2 separate regions of the Mus musculus genome follow, and region 2 is linked to region 1. The links are chromatin contacts, found by Hi-C in ENCODE. All regions are on one chromosome and are shown on one strand. Each heading gives the region's core, a stretch centred on a gene start or an enhancer-like site at or near the end of the contact. The rest is flanking DNA. Distances are from core to core; before and after follow the strand shown.

What was found. A loop is a pair of places that touch in the nucleus more often than their neighbours do.
Region 2: a loop to region 1 is called in a map of T-helper 17 cell, with 6 times the contacts of the local background. The contact joins the enhancer-like site here to the promoter of Katnb1 in region 1. A Hi-C loop is called at or near these places in 2 of 37 maps with a recorded cell type or tissue (T-helper 17 cell and regulatory T cell).

Annotation. Positions count from the first base shown.
Region 1 is chr8:95,079,940-95,085,583 of GRCm38, forward strand. It overlaps Katnb1 (katanin p80 (WD40-containing) subunit B 1), which reads left to right and starts at 1,262. Exons shown (of 20, transcript NM_028805.2): 1 at 1,262-1,365; 2 at 2,659-2,954. The coding sequence starts at 2,915.
Region 2 is chr8:110,940,813-110,946,724 of GRCm38, forward strand. All of the region lies in intron 1 of St3gal2 (ST3 beta-galactoside alpha-2,3-sialyltransferase 2), which reads left to right. It overlaps Gm39251 (a long non-coding RNA gene), which reads right to left. Exons shown (of 4, transcript XR_001778654.2): 2 at 4,602-4,699; 3 at 3,914-4,054; 4 at 1,488-1,528. Among named protein-coding and RNA genes, the nearest start is that of Gm46052, 4.5 kb to the left of the region's middle. Within about 2 kb of position 3,690, at least 1 of the 3 ENCODE cell types and tissues checked has a DNase peak (open chromatin) inside an H3K27ac peak, as active enhancers do.

The sequences.
Region 1 (5,644 bases), core at 12-2,511:
CTGAAATGTCTTAGGATCTGTAATGTACATATAATTGTATAAACAAAGCAGATAAGGCAAAATGTGTCAAAATGAAGAATTTGACTTTTTTTTTTAAATAAAAAGTTGCGGGAACAGCAAAGTACAAAGTTTTGATCAAATGTTATTCTCCAAATCCAGGTCTCTTAATAATTACCCATTTCTACGCAGGGCCGACTTCCCATTAGGCTGGTGGGTGACTTTTGTTCCCGTAAAGGTTTTGCATTTAATAGGGACTTTGTGTGCCTTGCCTTTAAGAACAAAAGTTTAAGTCCTGGGTCCGATCTTCCAAATGTCTGGTCTTTTTCACCACAGCATCTGTTTCCTCGTCTAGAAATGGGAAATTCCTCCCGTTCCGGACTGTGTAGAGGAGAACGCCAGATGCAGCAGCCCCGACCAGAGGGGAGTGAGTGTAGGATAGACCAGAGTTGGAGGTTATTTCTGCAAAGGGCTGGGACCGAGTTTCTCAGTAAGGGGGGGACCCGAACTCATGGTGGGTTATGTAGCCTGTCCCCATCCCAACCTGTCTGTCCTGTCACAGATATTAGCCTTTCTCCGGTTCCGTAGTTTTACTTCCGCACGCAGGCGAGCAGACACAAGCCTAACTCATCCCACTGTGCTACTGTGATCTTAGGGACGAACTCCTGGGCTCGACATCGACCCCACTGTAACTAAGCTCTGTTTCCCTCGAGGTCAGCGAACTCCAGGAGACGTGTGGATCCAAGTAAGAGCCAAGTCCTCCCACTACGCGGGCGACACTCACAGTCTGAGGGCGGGGTCCTGGCAGCCCTGTTTCAATATGGAAGATCTGCAACTTCATACCACTCTAGAAGTCCCCTTTCCATTGGCTATCTCAGAGCTGGTTCTCCAATAACACTAACGTTTATTGGTCAATCCAGAGCTGTTGCTGAAGTGATTGGCGCAGCCGCCATCGGGTGCAGCTCGCGGATTTTTTAAACACAACCGGGTTCCAGGAAATGCAGGAAAAGGGCGGAAAAAACCAAGCCTGACTGGGGGCGGGACTAAGAACGCAGAAGCCTGTATTGGTTCTTCTGGGACCTAAGGGCGGTCCGTAAGCGCTTCTTTCTCGTGATTAGTCTGAGTCGGGGAAAGGAGGCGGGTAGTTACGTAAATCGGCGGAAGCGCTTGCTTCCATTGGTCAATTCTAGAGGAAGGCGGGGCGTCCGTGGCGACTGATTGGTGTAAGAAGTGAAGTGGGAGGGACTCTAGGCCGGAGGTTTTGTTGTGAGGGTCGGTTGTCAAGCAGCGACCAATCAGGGCAAAGGATGGAGGCAAGTGGGGGTCGCGCCTGGAGGGAAGCCTTGGCCTCCAGAGCTACAGCTGCAGGTAGAGTGGCTCTCGGGGTCTTGGAGGCAAAGGGAAAATGGCTCTAGTCTTCGCCGAGCCTGGAGGGGACAGTCCGGTCGCCGGCAGGAGGCTCTCGGCCAGGACAGGCTGGAGCCAGTGCCCCTCAAGGCAGACGGGAGGAGGGTCAAGCGAAGCTGAGGGACCGGTGGCAGGTTTGGGATGAACGAGCAGGACGGGTGTGTGGAGGCCGGAGAGGGAAAGCTGGTGGGCCGGAAGCAGAGCTGAGGGTGTGCGGAGGATCGTATTGAGTCGGGGCTCCAGAAACAGGAGAGCGAATGAATGGGGGATTCTGATAGCAGCGGGGCAAGAGAAGTAAAGAGGGTCTGGCGAAGCATGGCCAACTAAGGAAGCTCAAGATGTGCCAGAACGGGAGCATAGGCAACAGGAGAAAGAGAATCCAGCGAGAGAGCTCCTGGGCAAGAGGCGAAGGGCCGTGGCGGCGGTGGAAGGCTCCATCCACGCTGTGGCCTTTTAGAATTGAGGAGTCATTCCGACTCACACCTAGACTGGAGACTCAATTCCTAGCTATGCCCTTGAGAGTTGCAGGGAGTGGGCGTGGTTCCCTTACCAGGGAGTTGGTGATGGAGGAAGCAAGAAGATTGGACCCTCAGAATCCTCTCAACATCACCCCCTCCCAAGGCCTTTACTGTTCTCTCTCTCTCTCTCTCTCTCTCTCTCTCTCTCTCTCTCTCTCTCTGAACGTCTGCCTATCTCTCAGTCTCTCTGTTCGTCTCCGTGTATCTCTCTGTCTCTCTGCCTTTTGGATGCCTCTCATGGGCACCAAAACATAACCTCAGACTCCAGTGCCCCATCCAATACATGGGGTGCAAATCCAAGTGGACTGCAGTTATGTGATCCTCTCTGCCCCATAGCAGGTGCTGGGTTGGCAAGTTAGGACACCCAGCATCCAGGAGCATTACTGTAGGCCCCTGAGAAGTCAGTCTCTCCATCCCCTCTCCACCTACCTATGTCAGTCTGTCCTTCCTTCCTTCCTTCCTTCTTTTCTTTGAGATAGGAACTGACAGAGATCTGCCTACTTCTAGCTGGCCTCCTGAGTGCTGGGGTTAAAGGCGTGAGCCACCAGGCCCAGCTACCTAGGGAAGGTCTTTTATCTTTGGGCTCTTAAGTCACAGGTTTTCAGACCCAGTGTGCACTGCAGCTCCAGGCCCTGGAGGCTCTGGCTAGTCTGTATCAAGTGGCCTTGATGACCCAGGGACTTGTAACTCGTCTCAAGCAGTTCCTAACCCACCATCGCCTCTGCTTGCATTCTAGCCCAGTGTTGAGCTGAGATGGTCCAAGCCTGACATTCCATGATCTGGGATCCCGACCTATGTGTCCAGGCTGCTGCTTGATAGCGGATGATCTAAACCACCAGGCAGTCCTGGGCCAGGAGAGGCGGACTCTCTGCCTGGATGTGTGGGAACTCCCTGCCAACTTGATTGTCGGATCTGGGGGGGATCCACCCCCACCCCACAGAGAAAGCACAATCTGTTTTGTGGGTGGGGTCTCAGGCGCCACCCCCTGAAGCATGGCCACCCCTGTGGTCACCAAGACAGCCTGGAAGTTGCGTGAGTACTTTTCATTTATCACCCTGTTGTTTTGTAAGCTGAGTAGTCTTAGCCTTCAGCTCTGTCTCCTCTCCCTGGCACAAGAGAGACTCACAGTCCTTGTTTTCAGGTAGACAAAGATGTCAATCACATTGGGCAGGTGATTAAGCAACCCTTCCATACAGCAAGATAAGCACAGCTGTGCTTGGTACTTGCTCTGAGATTCAGGTGAGATCTGTCTGGTCAAGCTGAAGAGCGGAGTGTTGCGAGGAAGGCTGAAAGGCGGTCCAAGAACCCCAGACATGTCCCAGGTCCCTTTTCCTCCATCAGATGCAAGGATCTTGGGATGTGGATGGAGGGGAGGTTGCCCAAAGATGCTGGCAGGGCTCTGAAGTGAAATCAAGCAAAAATAGTTCAGAATTCTTTAGCCTAAACTCTCTTAGATTCTTTTCCTTTGTTGAGATAGGGCATCCCTGTAGCCTTTGCTGGCTTGGGACATGTTCTTCTGCCTCCTGTGTGCTGGGATTAAAGGACTGTGCCACAATGCCTGGCTCTTTCATTTTGTTTTTTTGTTTATTTGTTTGTTTGTTTTTCTTTTTCTTTTCTTTTTTTTTCGAGACAGGGTTTCTCTGTGTAGCCCTGGCTGTCCTGGAACTCACTCTGTGGACCAGGCTGGCCTCGAACTCAGAAATCTGCCTGCCTCTGCCTCCCGAGTGCTGGGATTAAAGGTGTGCATCACCACTGCCTGGCACCTGGCTCTTTCACATTCCTAAACATTATTGACGACTCCAAAAGGCTTTCATTTATGAAAGTCACACTTACCCATATATTCTGTTAGAAAACAGTACTGAGACAGATGTGCACTCAAACCTGACAGGAGTGACGATGTCATCACACGTGTGTCTTCTCAACGGCTCCTCTGGAGCGAGTGAGAGCACCCAAGGCAATACCATCCTAGCATTTCAGACAGTAGCTCCGTTCTTTCGGATCCTCTAAAAGGCTCTGGAGGATCCCTAGATCAGGCCTGGAGGACCTTCATCTCACCTCTGTGGCTTTCTCTCCAGCCGTAGCTGGTTGTCGTAGGTTTGGTGTGCTGTCCCCGGGCTGTTTTCAGGAGCAGATGAGGAGACTTTGGGCAAAGCTGTTTTGGTGACTCAGTCTCCTCATTGAGAGATTGAGATCATTTTTAAGTTGTCCCCCAAAGCTGTAAGGTTCTGGGAGGACCCTGTTCATGGCAACTTTTGGCAGAGTAGCTTTATGTCAATTGGCATTATGCATCTTTAATGGCTTACCCTACCTGAAGGTAGAAGCTGATGCGAGGGAGCAAGTGAGGGCCAAAGTATCCAAGGTCACTGCATAGTGGGAGCTCAGCCCGGAGAGAGCCACAGCTGTCTGTTTCCAGTCCTGCTCTAATTCTGAGTGTGCGTGCTTGCATGTGCTTGCGTGTGTGTGTGTGTGTGTGTGTGTGTGTGTGTGTGTGGTCAGTTAATTACTGATGAGGGTAGAGGGTGCATGAGCAGCGAGTGCAAAGGCCCGAAACAGGAAGCTTTATATGTTGGAAAGACTTACAGGAAATCACAGAGCTTTCACACATCAGCAGGTGAGAAAGGGTTACCATGGAAACCTAGTGAGTTGTGCAGGGGCACATGTCCACAAGACCCTTGTTACTAAAGATCTAAGCATCAAAGTGTTTGAGCAGCAGGCAGTAGTATGATCAGGTATGTTGAGGATCTGAGAGTTTCTGGTGCACAAAGGTTTTGGGGTATATAGCCTGAGGCCACACAGGCTGGGGCTTCTCGGGGCTTCAGGGTGTGATGAGGCTCAGAAGACTCTTTAACCAGTGTAGGGTTGCTGCACCGCTGTCCCCTGTATCTTCCTCCTAGGATGTAAGTCCTTAGCACTTGTGGGCAGACAGAGAGTGATCCTCAGTTTCGGCTGAGGTATGCCAGTTCGGCTGAACTGCTGGTGTCTGGGGAGGTGCTGTTAGCTTTTGCTGGAGGAAGAGCCGCAGCCGTCATCTGGTCTGTAGGAGACATTGAGGAATTTGATTTGTTTGCATAAAAATCCAGCACCCACACGTGGGCCATTGCTGCTCGGTGTTCTCCCATTCAACCCCCCACTCCCTGCCTGTGACTCTGCCTGTTCCAGGCCTTGCCCTGGATCCATCTGATGCCCCTGGAGCCTAAGGGCAGGAAGCTCTCCTTCCACAGCCTCCTGTGCCGGCCTAGAGCAGATGTCTAGAAGCCTCTTCTGTTAGACCGCCACAGCTGTCTCTAGAGGTGGCCCTGAGGCCTGTTGAGATGGGGACTCAACCAGATCTCTCACTCTCTGCCTGGGGAGAGCCACGGCAGATGCCCGGGGACTCTCAGACAAATTCAGGGTGTGGCTGCAGAGACAGGGGCTGAGCTACTCAGGAGCAGCTGCATTCCCCTCCTGCTGGGCTGGCCACATATAGAAGGGTCTGTGGTCCAAGCTTGTGGGCAGCTGTCCCCAAGTGTGCAGAGGACAAGACTCTAGTTGAGCTGAGAATTAGAGCAAGACCCTCCTCCATTGGGTTCAGGTGGCAGGCCCTCCAGTACCTAGATTGAAAGCGTCTGGGCTTACAATGGGGCTCTCACCCTGGTTGGGCCAGTTGATGCTCGTGCCAGCAGTGCCCTGCCAGGCCCTGCAGGGAGGTGTCATTTCAGAAATGAACTGTCCGGCTTTCCTGG
Region 2 (5,912 bases), core at 2,440-4,939, about 16 Mb after region 1:
TCCTGATTTAGGAATTCCTTAGTGTTGAAATCCAGGAAGAGCTCTTCCTGTCCCACCTACCGTTTTTTTTTTTTATGAATCATCATGGCTGGATTGGGTAATTTAGACGAACAACTGCCTTGTGGCCCTACCTGCTGGATCTTCCTTCCTCGGTTGTACATCCTTGCTGAGAATTGTGGTGTGGTAAGGCCTGTGACCGTCGGATTCCTGACCAGTGGGCGCATGGGCATAGCCAGGTAACCAGCGGAGAGACCATCTGCCCTGCTTGCTTTGATCCCTTCTCCCAGAGTGAGTGTTGGAATGTGATCAGGTTTCATTTTCTGTGTGTCTGTCTCTATCTAAAGAGCCTTATCGCATCAGCAGTGCGGGCCAACAGTCCTCTTGCCTCTAGCTCCTGAGCACTGGGATTTGGGGCTTATATCACCACACCTAACTCATTCTTTGACCTTTTAATCTTCCAAAACCAGCAGAGAGAATCTTTGTGGATTTGGGAAGGGAGGGGTTAGGGAACATCGGCCTGACGAGTTGCTACTCTAATGGAGATAAAGCACGGTCCTTCCCTTTAAGGAGAACCGTCGCTTCTGCATGAAGCCCTGGCTCTGTGCTCAGTGTTAATGTTCCACAAGTGTTTATGTGTCTGGGATAAGGCCTGGAAACACATCACCAGCTCCATAAAGAGAGTGAGAACTGGAGTGCCAGTCTTGAAGACGGGTTGTTCCTTGCCCTTCCTGGAGGAAGCCTGGCTAATAACAGTTAAGGACTTCTCAGAACAGAGCAAACTCGTTGCTTTGCTCCTGGACCAAGGAAGCTGATATCATTGCTGTTCGAGAGGAGCCACAAGGCTTGGTGGAGGGAAGAGTGATACGGCTTAACAGGGAAGGACATGCTAGGGCAGGCTGGCTGCCAGCCTTGGTGTGGAACCAAATAAATACTTCTTGAATGATCTCACGCTCCGCTGCTTTCCCCCTGTGAGTCAGAGCAGTCCCTGGGAGGTGGGAAAGCATGCGAACGAGGACTGGAGCTTTTCTGTGGCTCTTCACTGGGCTGCGGTCAGTCCTGAAGTGACCAACAGCTGTAGCCCCTAATGCTTCAACCCCCGTCAAAAATGAAAACCAGAAAGTGCCCTAGTTTCTTTATCTTTTTTTTTTTTAAGGTTTATTTATTTAATGTATGTGAGTACGTTGTAACTGTCTTCAGTCACACCAGAAGGGGACATTTGATCCCATTACAGATGGTTGTGAGCCACCATGTGGTTGCCGGGATTTGAACTCAGGACCTCTGGAAGAGCAGTCAGTGCTCTTAACCGCTGAGCCATCTCCCCAGCCCTGGTTTCTTCATCTTGAAGAAGCTGTGGCCAGGTGTTACTGCTCATTGAAGGTGTCCAGAAAGCTCAGGTGGGCTGGGTGTGGTGGCGCACGCCTTTAATCCCAGCACTCGGGAGGCAGAGGCAGGCGGATTTCTGAGTTCAAGGCCAGCCTGGTCTTCTATAGAGTGAGTTCCAGGACAGTCAGGGCTACACAGAGAAACCCTGTCTCGAAAAACCAAAAAAAAAAAAAAAAAAGAAGAAAAGAAAAGAAATGAAGAGAAAGCTCAGGTTGCAGATGAAAACCTCAAGTCTGGGCCACGCAAGCTTCTGTCTGGCTTTTCTTCCGCTAGCATTTCTTCAGCTTAATTTCTACTTCTTCTAAAAACCCTCCCGAGAGCCTTGGATTTCTCTCCTTCAGTCTACCGCCATACTCTGATTGTGTCCTGTCTTATGTGATTTCTCCCTCTCTCCTCCCTTTAAAGTTTCTATGCATCCTCTGGTTCTCCTCATGTCTCCTCATGACCTCACGGGAAACCCTCCTGGCTTTCCTAGAATCCTACTGTTGACTTAATGACTAGAGAGCTACAGGCGTGAGATGGGTCTCGGGGGAGCTATGTAGGATCTCTGTGGCAGCTGGGCTAAGAGCTGACAATCTGCCCCACAGTGAGCATATGGCTTCTGTTCTATGTAGGAGTAAGGGTCCACCAAGGCATATCTGCCTCTGAGATCTCTGTGTTCCTGGAAGCCCGTACCTATCACCAAGGGGTAACAGTGCCTGTGATTGGTCAGAGCTGGGGGCTGGGAAGCAAGACTGCTTCCCCCGGGGGAGATTGTTCTCAGGGTTGGAGAGCTGATTGACCTGGCGTGGGGTCAACTAGTGGGTTATGTGCAGGGCTTATGCCTCAGGATGCTCTCCAGGGCTGTGGGGATACAGGCTAGGAATTCTCCACGTTGAGTTGAAGCTAGATGAACTGTGGTCCTCAGTTTGCTCCACCCAGGATGGCAGTTGGTGTACTGGGAGCCTTGGGCTTCTGATAGTTTCAGGACATCCTTTGAAAGGATGACAGTCTCACCTTATAGACAAGGGTCGAGATCAGAGAGGTCAAATGGTTACGTGGGGGACCAGTGGCAATGTCAGAATGTGGATTCAGATGTTGCTAGGTTGGAAGGCTTTGAGCTTAAGTGGATAGAGGAGCCATCTCTTTTTAATGCCAGCTCCTCAAGAGACTTAGGCAGAAGGACCTGAGTTTGAAGCATTCCTGGGCAACTTAGTCTTAATTGTTGGGGGAAAAGCTGCTGCCGATAGCTAGATGCTATGGTTAGCATGTGTATCTCCCTACTACCAAGTGATTAAAAACAATTAGAGAAAACTCTTCCTTCTGTATTCTGGGGACACACGAGTGCGAGGCAGAGTGTAATTATCCATTCGTATCTTCCTACTTACAAGAATATTTCAGATGGACCTGCCAGCACATGCCTGTGATCCTAGGATTTCAGGGTTAACCTCAACTACATAGTAAGTTCTAGGCCACCATGAGACTTTGTTTCAGCAACTAAAAATGGGGTGTAATTGGGGTGTCCTTAGGTTGATAGAGGACTCGTTTGGCATATATAAATCCACAAGTGTCTTAGCCCTCCTTGTAGTCCCAGCACTTGGGAAGGAGAAGCAGGAGGCTGAGCAATTCAGGAGCGTCCTTGGTGACAAAGCCCTACCTCCAAATAAGGTTTCAAAACTTTTTGTAGTCAGTGTTTTTCTGATTCTTGTAGTGTAAGGTTTTTTATACAGAGATGATAGATAGTTGGGTAAACATTTATTGATGCCTATTCTAATATTTTTTTTTAATCTGTATGGGTATTTTGCCTGTGTGTCTGTATCACATGTGTGCTGTGCTGGGACCACTAGATCCCTGGAACTGGAGTTACGGAGGGTTGTGAACCGAACCTAAGTACTCTAGAAGAGCAACCAGTGCTCTTAACAGTTACCTCTCTCTCTAGCCGCCTTAATGCCTGATCTGTCTACGACTATACTGGGTCACACAGTAGGAAGAGATGGTGGATTAAGTAATACAGTTACTATGCCTTTAAGTTAATATATTTAATTTTGAGATGGAGTCTCACTGTAGCTCAGACTGGCCTGAGACTGACTATAGTTCAGGCCATAGATTTTATATTTTAAGTGAGAGAGGTGTAACTAGCTTTCTCTCTCTCTCTCTCTCTCTTGTAGTTCTAGTTTAGACTCAATAAATGTGGGCTAGATATCACTTGTGATTCAAATGAGTTCATATCCCAAGAGGGTGAGGTATGATTGGACACAAGCCTGGTTTTGAGATCTCTGGATGCTGTTTATGATCACGAGTGTGACCTTGGCCTCATGCAAGAGGTGATGGCTAAAGACTGAAGTGTTGTGTAGGCATGCCACAGGAATGCAGGCTCTTGGCCTGGAAAAGACAGGGTGCACAGAAAGAAGAAGCAGAGGCCAGACCCTTCAGAACGCAAGGAGAGACTCAGTAAAAAGCAGAAGGAAAGAGAGAGGTCCGGAGAGGCGAGAGACTGTGTTTATAGTTACTTGGAAGTCAAGTGTGGTCAGCAGTAACAAAGGGAAGTTACCTGAGCAAAGGCGGTGTCTCCGGAGCTGGGTGTTGTCGGCACTAGCACCAGTACCTGGCAGCCCTAATGAGCCAGGCTCAGTATGGCACCCTTTTTAGCCAGTTAAAAGCAGGAAGAGGAGATTCATTCAGTATGGCCACACTGGGAAAAAGACAAAGAGATCCAGTGACCACTCCCTCCCCCCAAGTTTGTCTTGGTTCCCGTTGTTTAAATGTGAGTAGAGGGCCAAAGTTAGGATGCACAGCTGTGGAACCCAGTCAAGTTAACCCTGCCGGCACTGAGTGGTCTCTCTACCAGGTAGCCTGACCAGCTATCAGCATGGCGGACATCTCTTTCTGGGAGACAGGTTCCTACTCTGGCTAGTGCCAGGCTTGAAGCCTTCCCAGTCTTTCTCTCTGTAGGAGCTTCCTGGGGAATGGGGGGATAACTCCAACCCCTCGGAGTGTCTTATTCCAATAATTTGATCACCAAAGTAAGGGACACAAGTGTTTCTCCCCTTTTAAAAAAGACTTAGCTGGGCATGGTAACACACACATTTAATTCCAGCACTCAGGAGGCGGAGGCAGAGACAGGCAGATCTCAGTGAATTCGAGGTCCACAAAGTGAATCCAGGACAGCCAGGGCTCTGTTACACAGAGAAAAACCCTGTCTGAAACAAACAAACAAACAAACAAACAAACAGACTTACTTTACTTTAAAAATTGTAGGTGTGCCTGGGCGGGGTGTGTGCATGTGTGTGCGCGCTCCCGGGTACATAGTCGGAAGAGAATGTCACATCCCTGGAAGCTGAAGTTACAGTTGATTGTGAGCTACCAGGCATAGAGCATATGAAAAGAAAGTTTCCTTTTCTCCCCTGACTTTTTTTTTTCTGCAGGGAAGATACAGGGTACATTTTGATACATTTCGATACATTTTGATACATCATGACCCTAATTTATGTTTCCATGTTTCTCATCGTCAGCTAATTCAAGCCTATGGGTACCCAGGCTCAGGATTGAACCAGGACATCAGATACACTAAAGTCTTTTGCCACAAGCCACAACCCCGGCCACAACTATAGTTATGTGATCACTATCTAAGTCTCCCTCTGTCCCACATCCTTTCTCCCTGAATTGCCCAAGACAGCCTCAAATGCCTGGGAACAAGCAGTTCCCTCACTTCAGTCTCCCCCACAGGTGGGACTGTGACACTGCCCTAATGGATGGCACACTAAGTGCCAGTGGAAAAGAATGGTTTTTCATATTTATTTATTTATTGGAGGGAGAGGTCGGGCATGTCACAGTGGCTGTGTAGCGATCAGAGGCCACCTTTTGGGAGTTGATTCTCTCCTTCAACCGTGTAGGTTCTGGTTGTCAGACTTGGCAGCAAACACCTTTACCCACAGTGCCATCTAATCAGCCCAGTGTGTCAATTTTTAACTGTTGGCATTGGCAATCTGTTCCTTCCTTGATAGATTCCTCCTTCCCTCCCCTCCTCTCCCCTCCCCTCCCCTCCCCTCCCCTCCCCTCCCCCCCTTCTCTCTCCCGCTTTGTTTTTGTTTTTGTTTTCCGAGACAGGGTTTCCCTGGCTGGAACTCACTCTGTAGACCAGACTGGCCTAGAACTCAGAGATCCGCCTACCTCTGCCTCAAGTGCTGGGATTGAAGGCATGTGCCACCACTCCCGCCAAGTGGCAACTTATCTTCAGCTTGCTTTTCCAGGCCCTGAGTTTGTATAGTTGTCCAAGAGTCTGTTTCTAGGCTCAGCCCAGCAGACCTGTGAACTTCAGCCCTGTTTTGTCCTCTGTGTTTCTGGTCAGTTCTTACCCATGCAATGCTTAGCGATTGTGGTTGTGAGGGTTTGGGGGTGGGGTGGGGTTGGGTTACTGTTTTTAGAGTTTTATCCTTTCGTATGGCTGCTGTGTTTAGAGTATAGATTTACAGTGCCGTCTTGATGGGATGCACTGGACAGACTATTCATATCAGGGAACCGGGAATCCCTGCCAATACCTGTCTCTTGGG